Linked DNA regions of Homo sapiens: region 2 is linked to region 1. A link is an interaction called in ENCODE POLR2A ChIA-PET data of the cell type or tissue named here. Cell type or tissue: PC-9. All regions are shown on one strand. Links, peaks and the distances in the headings refer to the core of each region. The heading gives the core; the rest is flanking DNA. Region 1 overlaps ZFHX3 (zinc finger homeobox 3). Region 2 overlaps ZFHX3 (zinc finger homeobox 3).

What was found. ChIA-PET counts read pairs that join two places held together with the same protein. Peaks named below come from ENCODE experiments on the same cell type or tissue, not always from the same donor. Only the 100,000 strongest peaks of a DNase experiment are listed, where the experiment ranks them.
Region 2: POLR2A ChIA-PET joins it to region 1 with 7 read pairs; 3 of 35 experiments call an interaction of 5 or more read pairs at or near these places.

What each region holds. Positions count from the first base shown.
Region 1 is chr16:72,909,208-72,916,973 of GRCh38, reverse strand. All of the region lies in intron 3 of ZFHX3 (zinc finger homeobox 3), which reads left to right. Among named protein-coding and RNA genes, the nearest start is that of ZFHX3, 140 kb to the left of the region's middle. In PC-9, for the core only: no CTCF peak of the experiment used is centred there; a DNase peak (open chromatin) is centred at 3,173.
Region 2 is chr16:72,987,035-72,994,800 of GRCh38, reverse strand. The region is part of intron 1 of ZFHX3 (zinc finger homeobox 3); the gene reads left to right. Among named protein-coding and RNA genes, the nearest start is that of ZFHX3, 57 kb to the left of the region's middle. In PC-9, for the core only: no CTCF peak of the experiment used is centred there; DNase peaks (open chromatin) are centred at 4,500 and 5,020; H3K4me3 peaks cover 1,633 bases; H3K27ac peaks cover 2,500 bases.

The DNA of each region.
Region 1 (7,766 bases), core at 2,054-4,553:
AGCCACTGCACCTGGCCTTCTTCTGCTTTGTTAAGCTTAGAACTGTCTTTCCCCTGCCAAGATCACATTCACTCCATCCCCTTTTAGTCTTTCATGGTTTCATGTTTTGACACTTAACTCTGTTATCCATCTGGAGTTTATTTTGGTATATACTGTGAGATAGGGGTTCCTCTATTTATTTTTTTCTCAATTATCTGTCCCTGCCATGTTTATTAAGCAATCTACCCATCCTTTGCCGTGGTGCCTAGAAATGCCACTATATCATACATGAAGTTCTCATTTGGATCTGTTTCTAGACATTTTCTTTTTTTATTAATTCGCCTTTTCTTGGGGCCATACAGAACTGTCTCCATTGTTTAGTTTTGCACTGCCTGGTATTAAAATATAATAATCCTCGTTAGTCAATTCGTACAAATGATTTACATTTCACCTGTTTCTTCCCCATATGACTTTTTGACTAACTTTGTTGGGTGATAGGCATGACTTCTGTCTCTGTTCACATCTTATTAGAAACGCTGGACAGGAGAGGTCCACCTGGATAATTATATTTTACTGCAGGCATTTTCCTCCATGTTGACTTTGATTTATCATCAGCATTCTCTGGGCCAACATTTTTAAGTACAGAGACCTCTTACCATAGTATAATTAGATCCCCCCATTCCAGATTGTTCACAAGCATATCATGAGATACAAAATCAAATGTCATTAATCTTTAATAGTCCCTGATCTCCCAGTTCGGTGTTAGTAATAACAGCAGTAGTCACCTTATTTGAGAAAAAGAAAGGCGGAGGAGGGGGGGGAAGTGAAGAGTCAAGGAAGAAGTCAGTCTCTTGCTCTGTAAGTGATTCACTGCTCTCTTTTCTAAGTGCTTACAAACATCTTCTTAATTATTTTAGATTTTTGCCACGTATACTATTCCAGTCCGTCATTTCCAGCTTCTGATGCCATTAAAAATCAGAAAATATGCCTCTCTTCAATGCTATTTTATGTTTTCTGGCTGAAGTGAAACGTTGAAATGCATGGAAAAGAATACTTTGAAATGTTAAGTAGTTACGTCTAGAGTGGGTGATTCTTAGAATGGGCGTTGGAACTGTGCCTGGCACATAGTAAGCACTCAGAGATTAACTTATTAATAACACTTTTCTGCATTTTATAAAATGATTATATGTGCTTTTAAAATCACAATGAAATTCAGCCTTTTTTTTTTTTTTATGACAGAGTCTTGCTCTGTCACAGAGGCTGGAGTGCAGTGGCACAAACACGGCTCACTGGAGCCTTGACCTCTTGGGCTCAAGTGATCCTCCTCCCTCAGCCTCCGGAGTAGCTGGAACCACAGGCATGCATGTACCACACACCTGGCTAATTTTTTTTATTTTTTGTAGAGACTGGATCTTGCCTTGTTGCCCAGGCTGGTCTCGACTTCCTGGGCTCCTCTTGAGCCTTGGCATCCAGGAGTGCCGGGGTTACAAGTGTGAGCCACTGCACGTAGCCTCAGTCTTGAGAGGTGGCAATTCTGTTTTCCTCTTGAGATCTAGTTGGGTGGACAGGTTGGAGCAGAGGCCCGCCACGCTGATCCCGGACACTGGGTGTCGAGAGCCTTCTGTTTGATGTGTTCTGCGAGTCTAGGTGTTGATGGAAGATCTGCTGTCTGCCCAGTCACTGATGGGATCAATATAGTATTAGAATTTGTATGGTGTGATTCTTTATTAGTGTCATTTTTTTAAAGGCAAATTTTTGCAGTTGACACAATGGGAAAACAAAAGACAGGGTTAAATGGAGGAGAAATAAATGCCAGATATTTGGAGAATCCAGTGTGGGGCGGGTGTGCAGGTAGGGGACATTTGTTGCTTCCTACACACTTCATCATCTTTTCTCTGTGGACAGGATGATGGTAAAGATCAGTACTGGAATTTTGAATTTTGAATAACGTAGGCTACTTGTTAGCCTATGTGTTTTTGTTGTTGTTGTTTGTTTGTTTGCTTTTAGATGGAGTCTCACTCTGTCGCCCAGGCTAGAGTGCAGTAGTGTGATCTCAGCTCACTGCAACCTCTGCCTCCCAGATTCAAGCAATTCTCCTGCCTCAGCCACCCGAGTAGCTGGGACTATAGGCGCACACCATCACACCCAACTAATTTTTGTATTTTTAGTAGAGACAGGGTTTCACCGTATTGGCCAAGCTTGTCTCAAAGTCCTGACCTCAAGTGACCTGCCTGCCTCAGCCCCCAAAGTGCTGGGATTATAGGCATGAGCCACCGCACCCAGCCTAGCCTATGTTATTCTTTTGGGTAAGAATGCAGCAGTTCTTACCCAAACATTCCTTGTTCCTTTCTTGTTTCTCTAGAAGCAAGAGCTTCCTTGTTTCTTTTTTAATGTCAGAACATCAAATGTTAGGATTAAACAAGCCCATGAGTAAATATTTGCAGGTTGTAGATCGGGGGTGTTGTGGGCCAAGTTTCTCCCCCAAGTCTGCCTGCTGATCGCTTTTTTCCTGACCTCTGAGCTTTATTGCTTTGTCACAGTGAACTCTAAATGTTTTTGGAGACAGTTCCAAGTTTGTGTCTGTAGTAGATAGGGGCTGAGATGGGAGTAAGTATCGTGGTCTGTGGGTTCTGAGCTTCTTCCATACCTGTTTGTAGAGAGGGAGGTCCTTAGCCAAGCTAATGTGTTCTGGATTCTCTGCCACACTATAGAGATGAAGGCGGACTGTCTTCTGTTGAAAACCCTCCAGACCATCTTGGTTTTGTTGGGCCTCCTTAGCGCTGTCACTCACAGTGCCACTGTGGGAGTGACATGGTGCTGCCGCATTTTAACTGCCCTGAAATTTCAGAGTTGTATATCAAGAAGCAGGATAGCAGAGAGGTCTCTAGACAGCATGATCTCTAGAGCCAGGGGGCCTGGGTTCAGATCCCGCCTCTGTCCCTTCATAGCTGTGTTAACACGAGCAAGTGATTTAACCTCTTGGTTCCACATTTCACCTACTGTCATTTGGGAGGATTGTTGTAATCTTGTGCCATCTCATTCATCTGGCTGTGGTGGGGATTAAATGGGCTAATATCTATAGCTACACAGCACCTGGCCTGGCACTGTGAGGGCCCTGAATCTCTTGGCATTGCTTCATTTCCATTGTCGAGAGCCCAGGTATGCAAAACAAAGACAACAAACTCTGACTTTCTAGATAGACATTTCCATTAGCCACCTTTGTTTGCATAAAGAGAAGTTTATCTCTTTTACGAGATGTTTTTATTTTATTAACAGCGTAATAACCAGAAGGTGGAGCTTCACTCCCCTGCCCTTAAGTGTGGGCTGGGCTTAGTGACTCTTTTTAATGAGTAAAGTCTGGAGAAAGAAAAGTGTTAACTTACCCTTGGAGAAACCCAGCAGATGTCACCTTAACAAAGTGATCAAGGTCAACATCACCAGTGATGGGTCATGTTGATGTCACATAGCCCCTGATGTGATACGGTGGATGGGAAGGGTCCTTCCCCTTGGTGGCATTCTCTCCAGAAATCCATAATCTCAATCTAATTGTGAGAAAACATCAGACAAACCCACACTGAGGGGTCCTCTACTGACCTGCCCCTGTCAGAAGCGCCCAGGTCTTTCAGGACAAGGAAAGACAGATTGGAGGCGATGGAGGAGAATGACATTTCAGTGCTATGCAGGGACATGGTTTGGATCCTGGACCAGAGAAAGGCCTTGAGTAGAAAAACTGGTGGCATCTGAATAAAGTCTGTAGCTTGGTCATAGTATTGTAGCAATGCTCATTTCTTTGCTTTGACAGTGTCCCAGCTGTTAAGATGGAAGATGTTGACATTAGAGGCAGCTGTGTGAAGGGCACATGGGAACTCATTGTATCTTTACAACTCTTCTATAAATCTAATGTTATTTCAGACACAAAAATTTCAAAATCAGAATTCAAAAACCAGGCCTGTTTTACAAATCTTTAATTAGGGCTGGGCGTGGTGGCTCACGCCTGTAATCCCAACACTTTCGGAGGCTGAGGTAGGCGGATCATGAGGTCAGGAGATTGAGACCATTCTGGCCAACGTGGTGAAACCCCGTCTCTACTAAAAATACAAAAATTAGCCAGGTGTGGTGGTGTGTGCTTATAGTCCCAGCTACTTGGGAGACTGAGGCCGGGAAGTCGCTTGAACCTGGGAGGCAGAGGTTGCAATGAGCTGAGATGGCCCCACTGCACTCTAGGCTGGCGACAGAGGGAGACTCTGTCTAAAAAATAATAATAAAATAATAATAAAAATCTTTAATTCATTTAGAAGAAAAGGAAGTAAAAGTGCAAGCCCCATCCCTGCTCCCCATTCGCTCCTATCCTCCCTCCCAAGGACAGCAACCCTTAGGAGCTGCTGTTTCTCCCAGACCTCTAAGTGCACGTAAACAGTTTTATTCAAAGTCTTAAAAAGCCTTTTTGACTCCCATTCTGATCATACGCCTTAGAAGCTTCCAACCTTTTAGCTTTCCTGCAACAATTTTCCAAATAAGTTTCTTTTCAGATGTATTTTGGCTCTTCCATAAGACTTATTTAAGAGCAGCGTTTGGCCAGCGCTTAATGTTATTTCCACTCATACCTCCAACCCACCCAGGTCCCATTTATATTGCCACTGCCCTTGCCAGTCTTTCTAAAGCCTCCCAAATTAGCATCATCTGAGAATTTAATTAACTTGCTGTTTACTAACCCTCTCCTTTCAAGATAATTAATGAGGATGTTAAGTGACACTGGGCCTGACATTGCTCCCAGCGGCACCTGAGCAGGCACCTCCCCGCGCGGAGCCTGGCAGGGTCGAGCTCCTGCCTTTGTCTACCCTTCAGCCAGCGTCTGGGCTGCATGGCCATGCTGGGTACAGGCAGCAATGGCACATGTTTGCTGAAAATCAGCCTTTCCTGCCTCGCCTTTTATCCTCCCGTTTTCTGCTTTGTTAATTAAAAAGCCTCATTTTACTTAGAATGGAATGCTTATTTTTTATGTTATTCCCTAGACAGCGTCTACATTACCGGGCTTGAAATTAAACTAGCTGAGAGAGTCCGGAGTTACAATTCCCTTTTGTTTCTAAAGTGGCAGTGTGACGTCTCCCGCATCCCTCTCCCCCTGCCCTCTGCTTTCTACTTAATCCAGGTAACTAGATGTGATTGTTGGTCTAGAATTCAGCACCGTCCACTAGAACTTTCTGTGATGATGGAAATGTTCTGTGATCTGTGCTGTCCAGCGTGGTGGCCACCAGCCACACGGGGCCATCGAGCACTTGAAATGTGGCTAGTGTCACCGAGGGATTGAACTTTTCATTTTATTTAACTTAATTTAAATTTAAATAGTCACATGTGGCTAGTGGCTGCTATATTGGCCAGCCTCTGTGAATGATCTTTTATCTGCCCTGGGTTATCCGCGGAGGGTCTGAAATGCCCAGCCGTTTCCAAACCTTCCCCGACACGTTGTTTCTCTGACCGAGAAGGTAAACTGATTTCGCCACTGCATTCAGCAAGCCCTAATTAGGAAGGTAAGTTTTCCGAAGGAAAAAGATGTTACTTTCTAAATCCAAATGTAAGTGACTTGGATTATCCGTGTCACTGAGCGCTTCATTCATGCAGATAATTGAGAATTGACAGTGTCCTTTTCCCTCAATTACTTCCTGATAGTTCCATGTGTTACAGTGGGGGAAACATGGAGCTGTTTTTAAATAGCTATGCTAACTTCCTCATTAATTTTACCTTTTTCTACCAATTAACAAATATTAACTCCTGTGGCAGAATTAAGCTGGCTTCCCTTGTGAAGCTACACTCATTCTCGACTCCCTTACTGCCCAAGTCTGGTGAAGCTGAGCTTCTCACCTTCTGTTTTGCAGTGTGCAACCCAGGCAGCAACATGATGTTTTGTAGGGGAATCTTTGTGCTGGGTTATTCACGGAGTAGCACAGCACGGGCTGACAAACCCCAGCCGAGGAATGGTAGATCCCAGGGTTGACTTCTGTGACTCCTACTTGCCAGCCACATTCTCTTTCACATTCGGACCCAGGGATTGCAAACCCAGATGCCTGCAGGGGCCATACAGGTATCAGAAGTGGGTAACTGGTGTGGGGCTGGAGGGCTCCTGCACCATCTTTTCTAGGTAATTGCTGACATGAGGGAATGTACAGCCAGAAACCCTGTTTTTTTGTTTTGTTTTGTTTTTTAATGTCTAAAGAGGCAAAAAATCTTGATTGTATGGGAAATTGGCAGATTTTTAAATGTTCACCATTAATTAAGCATTTTTAAAAACTCCCGAGGGTTATGAAGCTCCCACCTGCAGGCTTCTCAGCCACTGCCAATTTGCCATCTCTAGATTATCTCTCTCCTGTGTCCATTAAACAGAGGAGAAAGCCATCTGCCACGCTGCCATCCACTGCCTAATGTCTCAAGGTGCTTATGAGAATCATTTGAGCTGTGTAATGGCCAAACCCTTTGAAATCTACGCAGGACTGTGTACATGTAAGATGATGTTATTGAGAAAACACCTAAATACTTCATTTTTCTCAATCCAGATTTCCTGATCACTTGTTCTTAGATGTCAGGATCCAAGATTCTTGGATGTCCTAGCGTCAGCTCTTAAGAGCATCTTAGGAAGGAAGCAAGAGCATGGCATGACGCAGGGATGATAATGACCTGATTTTTCACCTTCTCATTTTTTCCTCCCTGGCTGTTTAAAACTGGATTGTTTTCAGCTACTGGAAGGCGTAGACTCAGAAGGCCACATTTTTGTTGTTGTTAGTAATTCCATCACTAGGTTCGTTCAAAGTGGCGTCAGTTACAGGTATTGTTAAGCTCTGAATAAGTGTATAACCTTAACCCTTATTCCTGTGGTGGTATTTACCTTGATTGTAGAGTGAGATGCAGAACCTGAGAACCAGTGCCCTGTGACTGAGCACACTGACGAGAAAGTTAGGTTCGAAAGCCTTGAAAACAAGCAGTGAAGTTGAATTGTTCTGAATTCATTTCGTAATTGAAAGTTAAATGGCTCTTAAATAGGTGTTGACTTTCACGTTGAAACAGCTTATTTGCATATGAAGTTTGCAAGCCTGGCTTTTTAATTTTTTTTTTTTTTTTTTTTTTTGAGACACGGTGTCACTTTGTCACCCAGGGTAGAGTGCAGTGGCACGATCTTGGCTCATTGCGGCCTCAACTTCCCAGGGTCAAGTGATCCTCCTGCCTCAGCCCTCCAAGTAGCTGGGACTGCAGGTGCACGCCACCATGCCCAGCTAATTTTTGTATTTTTTTGTAGAAACAGGGTTTCACCACGTTGCCCAGGCTGGTCTCGAACTCCTGAGCTCAAGCGATCCTCCCACCTCAGCCTCCCAAAGTGCTGGGATTATACCGCACCCGGCCTGAGCCTGGCTCTTAACTTGAGTTTCAAAAATTGTAAGAAACTTATTTTGCTTATCAAAGAGTGTGTTTAAGAGGGTGTGTGTGAGAGAAAGATAATGTATATGTTCCCTTTATTGAGAGCAGGCGCGTGATTTTTCTAAATGATTGTATAAATTTGTTACGGGGTTTTAGGTCAGGGAACAGCATATCACTGCCAGAGGAGGGAATACAGCCAGCCATTTGTCTCCATAAATAAAGTTTTATTGGAACACAGTCATGCCTATTCTTTTATGTGCTGCCGTGGCAGAATTGAGTAGTTGAGACAGAGATGGTACGGGCCTTAAAAACCTAAGCTTTTTTACCCTCTGAATATTTACAGAAAAAGTTTTCTGACCCCTTGCCTACATTTTAGAAACGTG
Region 2 (7,766 bases), core at 3,368-5,867, 77 kb before region 1:
CCCCTTGTGCCTCTTTAATTGTTCCGTCAGGAGGAACCTTGGTGCTGAGCACTGGTTCTGTTGAGAAGTGCTAATTAGAAATAATAGCTACAACAAACAAGTGTTAGGAGGCAGCCTAAGTGATGTCAACATCAAGAAGCTGTCATTGGCTCCCTGCAGATGTGCGGGCCAGCTGTGAGGCAGGGGAGCCTGCTGCTCCCTGCCATCCACCTGGGGAAAGGTAGAGGAGGTAGGAGTCGGATAGGCTGCCATAGCCAGGCCCCCTTGGCTCGATGACTTTTGTTCCTTGGTTTGAGGTTCTGTTAATGCACTCTAAGTCCCATTGGTACTCAATATGGACTCAATTTCAGCTGGTCCAGAAAGTCTTGGGGGAATCCCAGAAATGGCACCTGGGGGCTTGGGGAGGGGAAGTCATTCCATCCCAGGAGGCAGACAAGAATCCTTCTGAAGGTGGAAGTAATACAGCGACTTAAATATAACCTGAGCCAGACTTGCATGTCTAAGTGAATGCTGAGTCTTAAATATTCATTTACAATGTTAAAGTCTATAATTTCTTCATAAAGAATTCTAAAATAATAAAGATGACCTGGTAGGCAAAATTCACTTGTATTTTCTAAAAGCTTTTGATAAGGTCCCTTATAAAAGATTAAGAGAGAACAAAACCACAGTGTGGCACAAAGTCCTTGTTGTGGATTAAAAAATGATTAAGTGATAGGGAACAGAAGAATTCTGGTGGAGACCCACTGCTTGTAGCGGGGAGAGGTTAATAGAGGGGTGTCTGAGAAATCTGTCGTCGGGGCTGGAGTTATTAAGTATATTAATTGTTTGGAGAAGGAAATGGAGGGTGAATTAGTGCACTCGGCTGCTGCTACCCTGGTTTTTATAACTGGATTCAACCCAGAGAGTCTCTACAGCCCCGAATGCATTGGGGGATCGGGCAGCACAGTGGCAGAGGAAATGAAGTTTGAAGACGTCTAGGGTGTAATTCAGGTTGGCAGAAAGTCTGGTCCACGTGGGAAAGCTACCATGCCCCCTGAACTTGCCGCCTCTCCTGAGGACAGAGGTTCAGGAGTTATCGTGAGCAAACAGCAGTTCAGTGAAGTGACTTTTTAAGTACAAAACAGATAAAGGAAATTGGAGTGGGGAGTGGTGGGCTTGAAAAATAAAGGGTTTTCTTAGGAAGGATGAAACAGGCGCTGCTGTGCTGTTGGGCATCGCTTGTTGTCCTGTTAGAGTGAGGAGGGATGATTCTTTTCGTCTGACAATGTTCTTTTTTGTGCAGTTTTAGGTATTTTTAGAGTCATGAGGAGGGCAGCTGCTCTATTTGGAAGTGCTCACATCTTTATTTCTCAATGGGGATTTTGCACGTTATTCTGAAACATGTTAATACATGTAGGCAGCTAACGGTAGGGGGGCCTGTGGACAGGTCTGGTGGAATCACCAAATCATAGCAGATGATACTACGGATCTCTTAGCATAGACCACATGGCCTGGCATCTAGAATCTTGTGATGCGAACAGTGGGCCATACAGGGTGCTTGGGTGAGGAGTGATTTTGGTTGAGTGGGTGATAGGAGCAGGCAGCCAGGCTGGCCAGCCAGGCCGGGGGACCTGTCTTCATGTGTCCTGCCTTTTTGCAGTTCTTGTTTTTTTTGTTTGTTTGTTTGAGATGGAGACTAGCTCTGTCACCCAGGCTGGGGTGCAGTGGTGCGATCTCGGCTCACCACAGCCTCCACCTCCCAGGTTCAAGCGATTCTCCTGCCTCAGCCTGGGAGTAGCTGGGATTACAGGCGCCTAGCGCCATGCCCGGCTAATTTTTCTATTTTTAGTAGAGATGGGGTCTCACCATGTTGGCCAGGCTGGTCTCAAACTCCTGACCTCAGGTGATCCACCCGTCTCAGCCTCCCAGAGTGCTAGGATTATAGGCAGGGGCCATCGCGCCTGGCCTTTCTGCAGTTTTTGATGCCCCTCGAAGGCTCTTTGGTGCCTTCCTTCCGCGGCTGGAATGAGTTTCGTGTGCACGGCCATCCACCTTGAGAGGTTGTACCTTTCTGAATGGGCTGTTCCAAGCAAGCCATACATTTCTTTCTTGGTCAGTCTCCTTTATTTGCTAATTTCCTTTTGCTGTCTGTCTCTTTACATGGGTGCCACTTTAATTAAGACCTAGAGAAGTGCTGGCCTCCATGAGAAATGTGGCTGAGTCCCCTCTTTTGGCTGTGAGTAAATGCCTTTGTGTGGGTTGGGATCCCTAGGAGGCACCCCCCTAGGGAATTTTTGCAATCTTGGCCGAGCATAGTTAGAAGCTGCAATTACTACTTGGTTGCTAATTACCCAGCCTCACATTAGATCCGTTTACAGGGAGAGCTTGGAGCCTGTCAGCAAAGGTCAGCCGGAGGTCCTCTCACTAAACAGCCCTCTTGTGATAGCTGTTGGAGGGGAAAGGCATTAATGGGGGAAGGCAGGGAAGCTGGCTCTGGGCTGTAGGATCCTCGCTGTGGGGGATGGGAGAGGCAGAAGTGCTGTTGATGGCTGCAGAGGTCAGAGAGGCTGATAACCCATCTCATAACCTTTCTCAGGAGGCCTGGAGGAAGGCGGAGAAACGCTTTCATTTTGGAGGCTCTGCTCTAGCAAGGAGGGAGATGGATACTTAGAAGAAACTAGGACCTGTGGGTTGGGGACTTTTAATGGTTGACTATGTGAGAAAGATCAGTTCGGCGACAGCCTCTGAGAGTGGAAGAGACCCCTCTGCCCCCAACTCAGGGCATCATTTCTGTTGTTTCTTTGTACTGCCTATACTGTATTATTTGCTTTACATTTTTCTTTTCACGGGATCCTCCGTTATAACCACAAATACCCACCTTAGCATCATCCCGAGCAATTGTGTCTGAGGAATCACAGGCTCGTGCTGGTTGGATTGGCTCAGATAAACATTGACTGGCTAATGACCAGAATGTACAAAGTTCACCCACTCCCACCTGGAACCATCTAGCCCCTGGCCAGTGTTGCGTGGGTGAAACACCCTGAAAAAAGATGATGGAAAAGACACTGGCCTGGAAGTCTGAGTACTTGTGTGTGACCATGGACAAGTCTCTCTGCTTCTCTGAGCCTCAAAAGTGAGAATACGGCCTTTGTTGGATTGCTATGCAAATGACATGAGAACATGTTCTTTGTCTGTATAAATGTTAATAAATATTAATATAAGCATTAATAGCTAACCCCTATTAAGCATCTACTGTGCTAAATACTTCACTGTCTCATTAATCCTTACAACCCTATGGGGTAAAGATGATCCTACACCCATCATATGAGTGATGAACTTGAGGCCCAAAGTCTGTAGCAAATTTGCTGCTGTTAAATGGCCTCTGCGCTGGGATGCCAGCTCAGAGCATATACTCCTAGCCACGACAGCAGTCCCTCTTTATCCTTGGGGAGACATTCCAAGACACTTAGTGGAATGTCTGAGAGGGAGGATAGTATCAAACCCTAGGTAGACTATGTTTTTTTCTCTACCTACATGCCTATGATAAAATTTAATTTATAAATTAGGCACAGTAAGAGATTAACAGTGATAACTAATAATAAAATAGAACAATTAAAACAATATCCTGTAATGACAGTTATGGGAATATGGTCTCTCCTCTCTCTCAGAATATCTTACTGTACTGTAATGTGGGTAACTGAGGTCATGGAAGATGAAGCCTCGGATAAGGGACTGCTATACTATATTATCCTAATGCTATACAGTACATACTATGCTGTGTATAGGACTTCTTTGTCATTAACCCATTTCTCTCTCTTTTTTTTTTTTTAATTTTATTTTTTGAGACAGGGTCTCACTCTGTCACCCAGGCTGGAGTGCAGTGACGCGATCTTGGTTCACTGCAACCTCCGCCTCCCGAGTTTAAGCGATTCTTGTACCTCAGCCTCTCGAGTAGCTGGGATTACAGGCATGTGCCGCCACACCCGGCTAATTTTTGTATTTTAGTAGTGGCAGGGTTTCGCCATGTTGCTCAGGCTGGTCTCGAAGTCCTGGCCTCGAGTGATCCACCTGCCTCGGACTCTCAGAGTACTGGGATTACAGGCATGAGCCACTGCGCCCAGCCATTATTGACCCATTTCAAGGTGTTAGTTTAGTGCTTCTCTGATATCTGCCTGTTGGGTACATTATTAGACAAAAATCGTTTAAAGTGAGGAGAACTGGAAAGAAGAGGGTGCTCAGCTCCTCCAGGGTGGATCCCTTTTAAGATCGCTCAGCAGCTACAGCAAGGTCTTCAGCACTCAGTTCCTGTCTGTTTGTCCCATCCGTGGCTGGGACAGGCCTGGACTTCCCCATAGCTCTCTCCCGCCCGCTTCAAATCAGGGCAAGATCAGTATGTGGTGATGGGGGCCTTGGAGGCAGGGGCACGATGTGTGAGACTGATAACGTTCTTGCAGCCTGAGACATGGGCTTTAGAGCAGTTTCGAAACTCTGTGTTCTCTCTCTTCACAAGTACAATGCGTTTCCCTGGCATTTACAGGCCAGGACCTGGGAGAACGCCGTGTCGTCTTAAACCTCAGAAATTGCCAAGTGACAGTGCCAAGGGACGGGTTTACTGGTTTCCCCTCCATCGGACTGAGTGCAGCTGCCCTTCCCCACCCTCCTGCAGTTAGGGAGGCGTGTCCCTCTTTTGACTGGCTGAGTCAGAAATCAGCCAGGACTTAGCGCTTTTTGATTTGAACAGAAACGGTGGGGGGAAAAAAACCCAAACCTTGTGGTATTTTATAATTCGGGAAAGTTGGTCTAGAGAGGGCCAGCGAATTGGCTGTGGGACCCTGTTAGGGAAAGGTCTGGGCCTCCTGACTCCTGCTTTCTCTTTTCCTGAGCCAGAGGAGCCCCAGGCCTGTGCATGAAACATACTTGACAAAACTAAATTTTTACTGAATTTCCACCCCTTGGGTGCTGACTAACACCACTTCCCCACATATAACTCTGCGTCCGCATAATTAACATATAATTTGATACCTGGAAATTCATGCAGGGTGGAGCTGGAATGGATTACTCAGCTTTTGGCAATTCTTCCTGGGCTGTAGAACTCTGTGTGCTGCATCTTGCTTCTCCTGTTACTGCTAACTCATTTGGCCCATATTCTTCCCACTTATTTCTTCCTTCTGCCCTGGAAAGATGAGTGAAATAAGTATGTGGTATGTTTTTGTCATTGAAGCAACTGAAGGATTGTTGACTTATCCATGTGCACTGTCCACTTACCTAGTATGCGTGTTCTTAGCCTGCTTCTCGCATTGGCTGGTGGAGTTTGATAGTGCCATGGTTTCTTTTTTTTTTTTTTGAGACAGAGTGTCTGTCGCCCAGGCTGGAGTGCAGTGACACAATCTTGGCCCACTGCAACTTCCACCTCCTGGGTTCAAGCAATTCTCCTGCCTCAGCCTCCTGAGTATCTTGGATTACTGTCATGCAGCACCACGCCTGGCTAATATTTGTATTTTTAGTAGAGACAGGGTTTCACCTTGGCCTGGCTGGTCTCAAACTCCTGACCTCAGGTGATCCACCCGCTTCGGCCTCCCAAGGTGCTGGTATTATAGTCATGAACAGCCGCACCTGGCTCTGTTTTAATTTTTTTTTTTTTTTAATTTGAGACAGCGTCTTGCTGTCTTGCCCAGGCCAAGAGTGCAGTGATGTGATCTTGGCTCACCGCAGCCTCAAACTTCTGGGCTAAGTGATCCTCTTGCCTTGGCCTCTCTTAGCTGAGACCACAGGTGTGCACCACCACTTCCTACTAATATTTGTATTTTTTGTAGAGATGGGGTCTCCCTATGTTGTCCAGGCTGGTCTCAAACTCAGGGGCTCCTGTGATCCTCCCACTTTGGCCTCCCAAAGTGCTGGAATTGTAAGTGTGATCTCTGTGCCTAGCCAGTACCGTAGTTTATTTCATTGCCTGCTTCCTCATCAAGATGATGCCATCAGTATTAAAAAATGCAGTCAGTAATTATCAGTGAAGAATAAAGATGAAAAATTATGATGATTTTGCAATTTAAATTTATAGCATATGCTGATGGTTATAAGTTTTGTTGGAGAAATTATTTATTGTGTTGACACATGTATTAATGTGGGGGAATCATGGCTCTTAATGTACATGATACCTGCCTTTATAGATTGAAAGACTGGGTGAACCCTGACCTGTTGCAGGGACCCAGTTAGTGCAATTGAATTCCAATCAGGATCACTTGGAAATGAATCCAGAAATCCGCGTTATTTGAAAAGAAGTGATTTAGAGCAGTGCAGAGGGAAGATTGTATATGGTGTGAGCTCAGAGGAAGGCTGGAGTGAATCCCTTAATCAGAAATGTTTGGCGGGTTCCAGCCTGCATATCGACCCCTCGATGGCCACAGCTTCCTGATCCAGTGGCTGGAGAAGGATCTTGGGTCCGTGTACCAGCTAAGCATGCACCCTTCAGTCAGCTGCAGGAAAGGTGGGAGCGGGAAGAGTAGCTCCGGGACTGGCTGGCTGTTCCCTGCCCTAGACTGTGCTTATGAGCCTTTCAGGTTTTGAGAACTTGACTTTGGAAAGCTTCTAAATTTGTTCCTAGTGGGTTGATGTATTTTGTGGAGGTCAAATTAGAGCTAATGGCCTTAATGGTTTACAGTGCTCCTAAATGGTTCTTAGCACTTATGCAGGCTCGACTGGCCCTGTTGGGCGGGTTTCCAAGTGTGGACCATATTGTTCTTAGGGTATGTTTTTTGCTGAAGTTATTGTTGGGAGGACAGATATGTGCAAGTGAGGTTAAAAGGTAACAGCAGAATTAGCCACATATAATATTAAACTTTCTTTTGGTATCAAATCCAGGGAGGTGTTTGTTAACATGGGCCCCGTGAGCATATGTGAATGAATAGGGCGTCCAGCTTGGAGTTCAGTAGGTGGCGTTTGTCTGTCCTTTGCCACTTTGCCTAGGAGCAGGTGATTCATGAAAGGCAGTCCTAGGGAAGCCTCAGATTCCCTCCGGCCATTCCTGGTTGCCAAATAGTTCCTCTAAGAGCAGGTAGCCAGGTTAAAGGAATCCCTGGTGCATCCCTTCCAGCCATGCTGTGGTATCCATGAGTTCATGGCAAGGTCTTTGGCAAACGAATGATACTCTACATAAAACTGGCTCCAGTGTTCTGATTTCTGTGTGTTTGGGAGTAGGTGGGGCAGAACCAGATGTCTATAAAGGAGCTGCATGTCTGTACTGGTCCACACCATTGAAGCATACATGTGTACACAGGCACAGTGTGGGGGCAATGACCTCCCAGAGCTGCTGGTTGCAGCTGAATGGGAAGAAAATAGGGCAGGTAGAGGTCCCTCTACCTAAACTGAGGTGGCAGTGGCAACGGAGACCAGGAGCACTGGTGAATGATTTCTCCATGCTTTGATCGGGGAGGGTGGGAGGTGGAAGCAGCCTCCACATCATCTTACTTTGGCCTGTCAGCTCTCAAAGTGGTGTCCCTTCAATTGCAAATGTTGTTTTGAAGGCCTAGTGCTGTAGAAGTCTATTACAGGTAAAATATTCTTAGCTGCTATGAGAGTTGAGTGAGGGATGGGTGCTTGCCTTCTAGCTGCTGATGGAATGACTACTGAATTCTCCTTAAAACTTGAGTTCTTTGTTTTGTGTTGAGACAGGATCTCACTTTGTTGCCCAGGCTGGCGTGTAGTGGCTGGATCACAGCTCCCACAACTCACTGCAGCCTCAGCCTCCTGGACTCTGGTGATTCTCCCACCTCAGTCTCCCGAGTAACTGG